3 separate regions of the Homo sapiens genome follow, and regions 1 and 2 are each linked to region 3. A link is a contact called in ENCODE Hi-C or POLR2A ChIA-PET data. All regions are on one chromosome and are shown on one strand. The core of a region is the stretch at or near the end of the contact, and the rest is flanking DNA. Distances in the headings are between cores, read along the strand shown.

Region 1 (3,314 bases), core at 773-3,272, 710 kb before region 3:
ACCCCACAAACAGTGCCTCCTTAAATTTCATGTTCCAGCCTTCTGGCTCGCCTGACCCTAGTCCCAGACCCACTGGGGATCTGTATTTTAACGAGTATCCCTGTCCCGGTCTGATGTAACCAGTACTAATATTTGGGAGCCACAGCTCTAGGACAAGCGTTCTCAGTACTTGGAAGATACACGTGCTGTCCCTAATGTCCGCTGCCTGCCATCCAGCACTTTACACTTGTAGTAGTTCCCTGGAGGTCCAAAGAGTGGTTTTGACTGACCTTTATTTGAAAAAGGAAACAGCTCTTTGGAGGCCTTCTTTTAATTATCCTAACAATAGCCATCATTTTACTGGGTGTCTACTAAGGGGCAGGCATTGTGCTAGGCATGTTATATGTGAATCATGTCTTTTGCCTCAGACTAATCCAAAGAGAGATGTACTACTGTTGTCTCCATTTTTAGATGAGGAATGTGAGGCTCAGACAGATTGAGTTGACCAAGGAGACCCAGCTAGGAAATGGCAGAACCAGAATTTTTTTCTTTTTTTCTTTTTGAGACGGAGTCTCGCTCTGTCGCCTGGGCTGGAGTGCAGTGGCGCGATCTGGGCTCACTGCAAGCTCTGCCTCCTGGGTTCACGCCATTCTCCAGCCTCAGCCTCAGCCTCCTGAATAGCTGGGACTACAGGCGCCTGCCACCATGCCCGGCTAATTTTTTGTATTTTTTAGTAGAGACGGGGTTTCACTGTGTTAGCCAGGATGGTCTTGATCTCCTGACCTCGTGATCCGCCCGCCTCGGCCTCCCAAAGTGCTGGGATTACAGGTGGGAGCCACTGCGCCCAGCCAGAATTTTTATTTTTATTTTTTAATGATTCTGATTTTTATTATCAGGTCAGAACAAATGAAATAGCAGCAAAACGGTCTGTCATATATTCTGGTTTTCACTGGTCCTCAGGCCAGGCAGGCTAGAATGTAAATTCAGGCCTGATCTCAGGGTCTACCATTAAGTGCTGTATCACACAACCTATTTCTTGCTTTGACTAAACAGAGGAACCCAACACAAGCCCTTCCATTGGTCCTTCTCAGACTGTCTGCCTCGCTTTGAAATCTCCAGGTAACCCCCTGTTCCTGGCGTCTTACACTGGGACCAAACATGGCACCCCAGATTGCTTCGGCTTGTTTCTTTGCTGTTTGTTTCAATAGGGTTTGCTGGCCCATCGAGCCATGGCACACAGAGGAGGGGCACAGGTGGCCCTCAGCAGGGGCAGAGAGTTATCCTTCCTTAAGCTGTTTGCTGATTAACTCCCTTCTCTGCTGAAACCAGACAAGAGGAACTCAAGAGTCAGCAGGGCTCAGAAGCCCCAATTAATGTGTAGTCCAACTGGGTCAGGGGGAGTGACCCTGTGCAGTGGCCCTTTTTTGTTTTTTTGTTTTTGTTTTATTTTCCCCAGGAGCATGTGTGCCCCCACCTTACTAGAGTAGAGTTCCGCACACTGGGAGGAGGGATTCCAGCCCCCAGCCGAGGGAGTTAGAGCTCCTGTGAAGCACAGGCCTGTCTAGTCGGTCCCTTCCTCCCTGGCCTGCTGGCTGGGCTCTGGCTGGTGTTAAGTTGCCCCAAATACCCAGTCTCCTGTTTCACATCCTTAGGCAAAGATCCCATGGCCAAGGTGCCCTTTCGGCTTAGCTTTCCCACCGGCTGCTTGCAGACAGATAAGCTTCTAACAGTAGGGAAGGGGGAAGGTCGGAGGTGGGCAGAATGCTGAGCAGACCCCTTTGTCTGCAGGCATAGTGGGCTCTGCAGCTCCCCAGTATCGTGTTGGATGGGGCAGGCCCTGGGTGGTGACCAGCTGCCTGTCCCCAATCCTCCACTTCTTTAGTGGCAGGTGGAACATGGCTTGGCTGGGGCACAATCGTACATATGCTCCGGCTTTACCTTGGGGTGGAAATTGGAGGCTGAAAGTTTGTAAGTGTTGAGAGGCAAGCAAACTCTGTGTTTGTGTGAGCTGGAGAATGCAGGGGCTGCCTGAGCCAGGCTCTGTCTCTGCAGAGTCTGCCCTGGCTGTGCCAGACTCCCTGTCCAGACCTCTCAGAGATGTTTCATTCCTTGGGCTGGGTTGAACTGAGACATAGCCCTGCCGCGAGACAGGAGGGAGAAGGAGCCAGTGGACAGAATGTTCTCATGCCTGGATGCACCAGCCACAGCACAGACTGGGGCCTTGGGAATTAAGATGAAACCTCTCCTGTTTCTTTAGCCAGTCAATATCTTTAGTAACAAATGAGATTACTGCCTGGATGAACTGGTTTTAATTTACCTTTCTAAAGTGATAAATGTGCTTAAAATGAATATGGGAGTGACGAGGAAGTTTGCACAGTTCACTTCACTGGTCTCACTTCTTTGGGGAATGAACATGAACTCTTGGACCTGAATTCCCACCTCCTCCTCTCTTCCTGTCACTTGTAACCAAGTATCTGAAACCTGCTGGCTATAGGAATTATTACATTATGTGGAGTACTTGATATCCCAGACAGTCCCCAAGGAGAGGTCCCCCATCATGGCTTCCAAAGATAACCTTGGATGTAGGTACCAGAGTGACAGAACCCAGAAACTGGGCCTCTGTGTATAAGTTGGTCTTGAGTGTCCAGAGGCTGTTTTAAAATGTGTACAGAAAGGTAGCAATTAAATGTTTGTCTTGGAATAACCCTGGCCTCTGAATTTTCCCAGAAGCCCTAGCCTGGGGAAGATGATTAAAAATAGATCTGAGTAGCACTTCCTGCTTGGCAGATGGCTGATAGCAAATGCTAGGCTTGTGGCTGACCTTTCCTTTCTGAAATCTCCTCTGTTTCCATGATGCTAATTGAGTCCCTCTCTAGGCCCAATCAAAGACTCCTTAGCTGGTTGCAAAAAAGTAAAATACAAAAAGCATGGCTTGCTGTCCTGGCTGGGCTCAGTTCATGGAGCAACATGAAAGTGCTGGAATTTGCATGGAAACACCCACTCTGTGGTCTAACCGGCTGGTCCTTGTTTAGAAACTAACAAGTTCTGCTTTCAGATTTACTGCCCAGTGCTGCTAAGGATCCCACACCCTCTCCGCTCCCTTCAGTAAGGAAATATTTGTGCATTGAAGAGTGATAAGAATGCCCTGTGTTTAGATGTGGGCACAATAGACAATGCTCACCACACAAAGCAGATGCCTAAGAGAGGCAGGAGCCTTGTAAGATGTGTGTCCTAGGACTGACTCTGTCCCCATCCACTGTTGCCTTTCCTCATACCCAAGGTGGTTGTGAGAAGTTAAAGTAAATAGTGCTTATGACAATGCCCCGAGGCAGTAT
Region 2 (3,293 bases), core at 183-2,682, 510 kb before region 3:
CCAACTTATTTGGTATCATTCAAAATCTGATGAGCTTGCATTTTAAGAAGTGTTGATCAGTTCCATTTAAAAGCAGTTGGTATGAGTTCACTTTATTTTTTGAGGTGGAATCTCGCTCTGTTGCCCAGGCTGGAGTGCAGTGGCATGATCTTGGCTCACTGCAACCCCTGCCTCCTAGGTTCAAGCGATTCTCCTGCCTCAGCCTCCCGAGTAGCTGGGATTATAGGCGCGTGCTACCACACCCGGCTAATTTTTTTTATTTTTTTATTTTTAATAGAGACGGGGTTTCACCATATTGGCCAGGCCGGTCTCGAACTCCTGATCTCAAGTGATTCATCTGTCCTGGCCCCCCAAGGTGCTGGCATTACAGGCATGAGCCACCATGCATGGCCATGACTTCACTTCAAATGAGCACAGAAAAATCTGGGGGCCCAACAACCTTATGGTACATCTTTTGAAGCCTGGTCAGACAAGAGGGTCTTTAGGTGATGGTGAAGTGACAGTTTTGAGTTGTCTTCTTTGGTAGTAAGTGTTGGCTAATTCTAACAGCAGGAACAATTGAGGAGTCCAACAAACAATCTTGTTCACATTGCAATGATTTTGTTACAGTTGACACTAATTTAAAAATTGGCAGGCTCTAGACCAGAAAGACCTGCCCCCAAAGTACCTTTTCTGAAAAAGTTGCCCTGCCTCAGATGCTGTGTATCTGTTGAACTTTTCAGCTACTGTGGTTTCCAAGGAATGCACCTCTATCAAAAATGAGCTTAATTCCTAAGGAAGTCAATTATTATTCCTCCATTCCAGCAAAGTCAACAAATATTGACAGCCCACCTTGAATCACTGTGCTGGGCCCTGGATGTAGCAGTGTTTTAATATTTCGACTCTTGTGGGGGGGGGCTTTACAATCTAGCTGGGCAGAAGAGGAAACATGCAAATAAATTAAAATGCAGGGTCCTATGAGGGAAATGAACAGCCTTGGTGACCTAAGTTTTGATAATAACATAACTAAAAGTTCGGCTCCACAACTCAGTAGCTGTGTGCCTTGGACAGGTCATATCAGATTAGGAAAGGTGAGAATGAGTTGAGGAACGCAGCACTCTGGGATCATGGTTCCAGCTCCGGGCAGAGGGTTACATCGTGTCAAGTGTGTGAAGGCAGAATAGCCTGCAGAGACCACTGTGGCGTTGAAAAGAGGTGTCGTCGCGACCTTCGGCGCCGGAGAGGCGAAACAAGAGGGGGTCTTCGGGCCCTCAGGTATGGCTCAGCCGCCCAAGGCGAAGCGCACGTGGCAGTTGGCGGGAAATCCCTGGGGGGTGGAGCCTCGGCTCGAGGTCCGGCCGCCCCGTACCACGTCATCGAGCAGCTCCCCCTCCCCTTGCTACAAGTCGCACGCGCGGAAGTAAACACCTCTACGTCATCAGGGCGCGTCCTCGTCTTTCCCCTCCCATCTCCTCAGATCGGTGGACGTGCTCGCCTCCACTCGGGGCCAGGTCTATGTCCCGGTTTCCCGCAGTCGCGGGCAGGGCGCCAAGGCGGCAGGAGGAGGGTGAGCGGTCAAGAGACCTCCAGGAAGAGCGGCTCTCGGCTGTTTGCATCGCCGATAGAGGTGCGGTCCGCGGGACGGTACGGAAGCCAGCGGGAGTTACGGCGTGGGGGTTTTGGTGGGGGGATGAAAGTACGCCTTTGGCAGGCTGAGAAGAGTAGTGAGGAAGCCGTGGCGTTCTCCTGGCTTTCCAAGCCCGAGGCGAACTTTGCGTCCAATGAGCACTTTGCCTTAGAGGGGGGCGGTCCCAGATTCAAGTTAGGCGAAAACCTTACTGGGGGGCGAAAAAGTGAACCCCAACGCCCGAAATGCATTCTGTTCTTAAACAGGCTCATAGACCCTTTGTTCTCTACCCATTCATCCCCCCCACCCTTCGTCGGGCCGCCAGCCTGCCTTTGGGTACAGTATGAAGGGAGCCAGTTTCCAGGAGCCAGTTTCCATGGTTACCCACCACTTGGCCTTCTGGGATATCAGTCGCTCTGAACAGGGACCTAACTTGAACCATGAATCAGAAGCAAACACAGGTGGCTTCTAATCCAGCTGAGAATTTTCTGCTGTGTTCCAGTTTTTGGTCTATTGTTAAATAAAATTGAGTTTTGTGCTTCTGTGTAAGTATGCATGTGTATACGTTGCCTTGAGCTATACTTGCTTTGAAAAGTACTTTGAGTTATGCGTGAACAAATGCTCAAGTTGCTGGATTTCACCAAAAAGTTGTTCTGGGCTCATTAACCCTCACTTACAAATTGCGCTCATTAACGCTCACTTACATGAGCGATTTAACTGAGAAGTCATGGATGATCCCGTCCAGCCCTAAAATTCTATTGCCTTTCTGGTTTTAGTCATGAGAAATTGAGTCAGAGATATCTTTACAAGTCTTTTAATTGACTTGTTTTTCTGTTATTACAGAAGAGAAAGGATGCACGTCCCAGGAGGGAGGAACTACTCCAACTTTTCCTATTCAGAAACAAAGAAAAAAGATTATTCAAGCTGTGAGGGACAATTCATTCCTTATTGTTACTGGAAATACAGGAAGTGGTAAAACAACTCAACTCCCAAAATATCTATATGAAGCAGGTGATTTTTTTCTGTTGTAATAATTGGAAATATTTTAAAAATATCCTCTTTTTAAAGGCCAGTAGGACTTCTGTACTCCATGATTGCCCAGTATTTGCTTTATAGTCCCGCTTCTCTTGGCACACCCCCTTCCCCTATGTCTCCTTTGCTTCTTTATGGTCTATTTCAGGTTCAAGAATTAGTTGGGATGGCAAATTTTCCCATTTTTAATTACCATAATAATCTCAAATAGAATTACATCTAGATATTCCATTTTATAGAATAAAGTTGTCTAGCAGTAGACTATTAACCATTGGATACTGAAATAATTTTGAGGGGTAAGAGATATGTGATATCTGTTGCTGCCATTAGTACTTCTTGGTTCTTTCTCTAGAGCATTATCAGGTAAATATTTATCCCCTGACTTTGCCAGCGCAAGCCAACTAACAAATTACCTTTAAAATACGTTAAGTAAAGTTAATAGGAGGCCTTTGGTTTGGACTGATCCCCCGCACTAGACCCAACAGACCAAACCAAAATGGAGTTACTCATACTGAAGTTCCACGCCACCAAGTCTAGAAACTAAATTTTTCATCTACTGAGAAATCAGGAGAAAGAGATAATAGCCAAATCCCCAAACAGACCAGTTTTAGGAGCATCAAGAAGTTTCCTCTGCTTTAACTTTGACAAGAAAAGT
Region 3 (3,306 bases), core at 392-2,891:
GGGCATCAAAAAACACTGCAAGCAAAGTGGACAGAGTATGCAAAAACCTGGAGGTGTGAAACACTAGTAGGTGCCTGAAGAACAGCAAGTTTTAAATGGCTGCACACAGGAACAAAAGGGGGAGTAACAGGAGAGAATGGAAGTTTTGTTGCAAAAGTATCCAATTACACAAATACAGCAAAAGTCCCCGACTACTGCCTTAATCTCACTCTGCTTCCTAATGACATACACTATTATTCTGTAGTCAATTCTTTCAGACCTTTTACTTTGCATATATAAACACACATATTTTAAAATCCCTCCTCCAGCTTCATACTGATCTCATTCTGTATGAATTGTCCTGCAACTTGCTTCAACCATTTACCAATACGTATTGAAGACTTTTCCAAAGCAGATTTTAAAGTTTATGAACAATTTTTTTTCCTCCTAAAGAAAAGATCATTCTGGCATTGGAGGAATGACTGGCTTGGAGAGGAGCTAGACAGGAGGCAGGAGATCAGTCAGAGGGGATCAGCGAACAGTCCAGGCATAAGTCGCCTTGCCTGAGGTCTAAGGCACTCGCTATGGGAATAGACAGGAGGGGATGAACTGAGAAATATATATGAGACACATTCTGAAATACCTGAGTTGGTCAGGATCTGGGATGAAGGAGGGAAGAACCAGTGTTTGTGTCTGGTGTGACTTGGTGGATGATGCATGTGTGTTGGAAGGTGGGATGGACTGGGGACGGGAATGCGTGTTTGGAGCTAATGAATTTCATCTTTAGGAACTGTCTAGTTTGAGATGCCTGTGCAAGCAGGCAACTTGCACCACTTCCCTCTTTCCTACGTAGGGCCAGAAGGCCATGGTGTCAACAGTTCAGAGAATTCATTAATTTAAGGCCTGATGTGTGTAAGATTACTCAGAAAGACGGCAGAGGGGAGGAGCTAGTGTGTAGGAACAGAAAACATAGGGGCTTTGTGGCAGAGTTTTGTATACTGTATTTTTACGAGCTTCAGTATTTTCATTAGCAAACAAGCCCTAATACTACGCAAGTTCTAAGATTCCCACGTGGTCCGTGTACCATGTACGCAATAAACAGTAGTAATGCATTTTGTCAACCAAGTGTTCTGGGTGCACAGAGAGGGAGTGAAGGAGGGTGCGGGCGGATGGAAAGTTGGTATCAGAGAGGAAACCCGAGGCATTATCAGAGCAGGAGTCGTCAAGTTGGGTTTTGAATGACTCGAGCGTGCCAAGCACTGCAGGGTCTTCCAAATGGAGAACTAAGAATGTGCCAAGGTTGGAGGGGGCACGCCATCCTGAAACTAAATCATCAGGCGCGAGAGTGGGAAGATCAGGGAAAGGCAGGCAGAGGCCACCAGCTGGGTTCCCGGAGGGGTGGGGCCGGGGCCGGGGCCAGCAGGGCGCGCCGCCTACCTCCGGGGCCACGCCACTGCCCTCGCTGTAGTTCTCGGAGATGAGCTGATCGAAGAGCAGGTGGATCTCGGTGCGGGCGGAGCTGCTGTCATCCGGGCGCAGGGCGCAGAGCCTGGCAGACAAGAGGCGAAACCCATTGCCTCGCTCAGGGATTGCTTCCCGCGGTGCCTCCCGCGGCTGCACGGAAGGCCACGAACCGACAACTTGCACAGCAGCCATCTTTTCTACGGGCGGGGGGGGTGGGTGGGGTGATCCCAGGGAAATACTTCCGGGACATCCTCCCGTTCCGCGCGCTCTAGTTCCGAAAGTACCTTTTTTAGACCGGACTGGGGCTCAGAGGGGTTTCCATGACTACGGGACTCCTCCGACCGGTACCCTGCAGATGCTTGTCAGAAATTGGCTTGGAGGCCGGGCTCGGTGGCTGACGCCTGTAATCCCAGCACTTTGGGAGGCCGAGGCGGGCGGATCACGAGGTCAGAAGATCGAGACCATCCTAGCTAACACGGTGAAACCCCGTCTCTACTAAAAATACAAAAAAAAAAAAAAAAAAAAAATTAGCCGGGAGTGGTGGCGGGCGCCTGTTGTCCCAGCTACTCGGGAGGCTGAGGCAGGAGAATGGCGTGAACCCGGGAGGCAGGGCTTGCAATGAGCCAAGATCGCGCCACTGCACTCCAGCCTGGGCGACAGAGCGAGACTCCGTCTCAGAAAAAAAAAAAAAGAAAGAAATTGGCTTGGAGATTTTTCGCCGGCCACTCCTTCTTGAGCCCTGACTGAAAAGTGAGTTCTCAATTTGTGCTTCCAGAAAGTTTGTCCTCCCAGAGTTTGTTCCTGGACAGGGCTGAAGGTACTCTGTTCCGTACTAGAGTTTCAGATTCGGGCTGGAGTTGGAGAGGGTATGCTGTGGATGGCAGTAGCAGAAACCGCTAGTTCTAAGGCACCCTTCTACTCTTCTAAAATCTTTCCCCAGGCACAAAACCACCCGGAATAAAGGCTACGTTCCCTAGCATTCCTTGCAGTTGGCTGTGGCTCTGTGATTGCAATCTGGTCAGTGGAATATAAGGCAGCTTTCCCTACTTAAGTGACAGCTGGCTGTACTCTTGGTTCCTTTTTCTCCCTTTTTCCCAGTGTGAATCCTCTCATGGATCATGAGGCACCTCGCCCCACTAGAAGAGTAATTTTGGAGTTTAACTGAATCATGTAAAATATAATCTGCCTAAGAGTGACCGGGTTGAAATGAGACACCCCAAGATTTTCTGAAACCTTGAAGTCAAGAAGCTGGAGAATAAAATGGCCATTTAAAAATCTGTGATCACTTTTCAGTCATCCAGGAAGTGAAGGCTTGACTTTCACAGTTGGGCAGATTGGGAAAACCATCTCTAGGGCCTTTGAGTTATGCAAATATAAAGCAAATCCTCACCCTTGGCCCTTAGGGAAAACCTTGAAGTCACCTGAATGTATGTTTTATCCTGAGAACAAAACATTTCTGTTCAGCAGTGAAAATTGGGGGTATGCTTTAGCAGAGGTAGTTTTCTGAAGACTTTGGGCTTGGGGAGAAATGTTAATTTTTTTGTTTGGATTTAGATTCCGTTGTGCTGGTATATTATTTCTTATTCCTAGTCTGTGTACATATGTGCGTTATATATGTGCATGTGTGTGTGTGTATTCGTGTAAAGAAATGTATTCAAGCATTTGTTCAGAGAAGATCAGGAGCTGAAACCTAGTCGTTGGATATTTTAATCTGGGTTCCCTGATAGCAGAGCCTCAGATGAGGTTGATAGGTGAGGGATTTATCCAGAAATGAACAGGGAAGGAAGGAGAATTAATACCAATATGTGCTATTGAGTTGGCCATTGCAAGGGGTGACTGATTGTTCAGTCCTCAGGAGTTTCT

What was found. A loop is a pair of places that touch in the nucleus more often than their neighbours do. ChIA-PET counts read pairs that join two places held with the same protein, here RNA polymerase II (POLR2A). Pooled maps may share reads with other maps.
Region 1: a loop to region 3 is called in a pooled map, with 3 times the contacts of the local background. The contact joins the enhancer-like site here to the promoter of HEATR6 in region 3. A Hi-C loop is called at or near these places in 1 of 50 pooled maps. POLR2A ChIA-PET finds 5 or more read pairs at or near these places in 3 of 52 experiments (H1, T-cell and WTC11).
Region 2: a loop to region 3 is called in a map of naive thymus-derived CD4-positive, alpha-beta T cell, with 2.9 times the contacts of the local background. The contact joins the promoter of DHX40 here to the promoter of HEATR6 in region 3. A Hi-C loop is called at or near these places in 1 of 168 maps with a recorded cell type or tissue (naive thymus-derived CD4-positive, alpha-beta T cell), 2 of 37 single-sample maps with no recorded cell type and 9 of 50 pooled maps. POLR2A ChIA-PET finds 5 or more read pairs at or near these places in 4 of 52 experiments (OCI-LY7, activated CD8-positive, alpha-beta memory T cell, activated T-cell and 1 more).

The regions. Positions count from the first base shown.
Region 1 is chr17:59,369,534-59,372,847 of GRCh38, forward strand. All of the region lies in intron 2 of YPEL2 (yippee like 2), which reads left to right. Among named protein-coding and RNA genes, the nearest start is that of MIR4729, 5.1 kb to the left of the region's middle. RefSeq lists enhancers at 109-610, 611-1,110. Within about 2 kb of position 2,023, at least 29 of the 41 ENCODE cell types and tissues checked have a DNase peak (open chromatin) inside an H3K27ac peak, as active enhancers do.
Region 2 is chr17:59,564,178-59,567,470 of GRCh38, forward strand. It overlaps DHX40 (DEAH-box helicase 40), which reads left to right and starts at 1,433. Exons shown (of 18, transcript NM_024612.5): 1 at 1,433-1,606; 2 at 2,450-2,617. The coding sequence starts at 1,495. RefSeq lists enhancers at 1,114-1,656, 1,272-1,531 and a silencer at 1,942-2,071.
Region 3 is chr17:60,077,280-60,080,585 of GRCh38, forward strand. It overlaps HEATR6 (HEAT repeat containing 6), which reads right to left and starts at 1,642. Exons shown (of 20, transcript NM_022070.5): 1 at 1,417-1,642. The coding sequence starts at 1,635. HEATR6-DT (HEATR6 divergent transcript) reads left to right here and starts at 2,030. Exons shown (of 2, transcript NR_135648.1): 1 at 2,030-2,193. RefSeq lists a silencer at 1,299-1,428.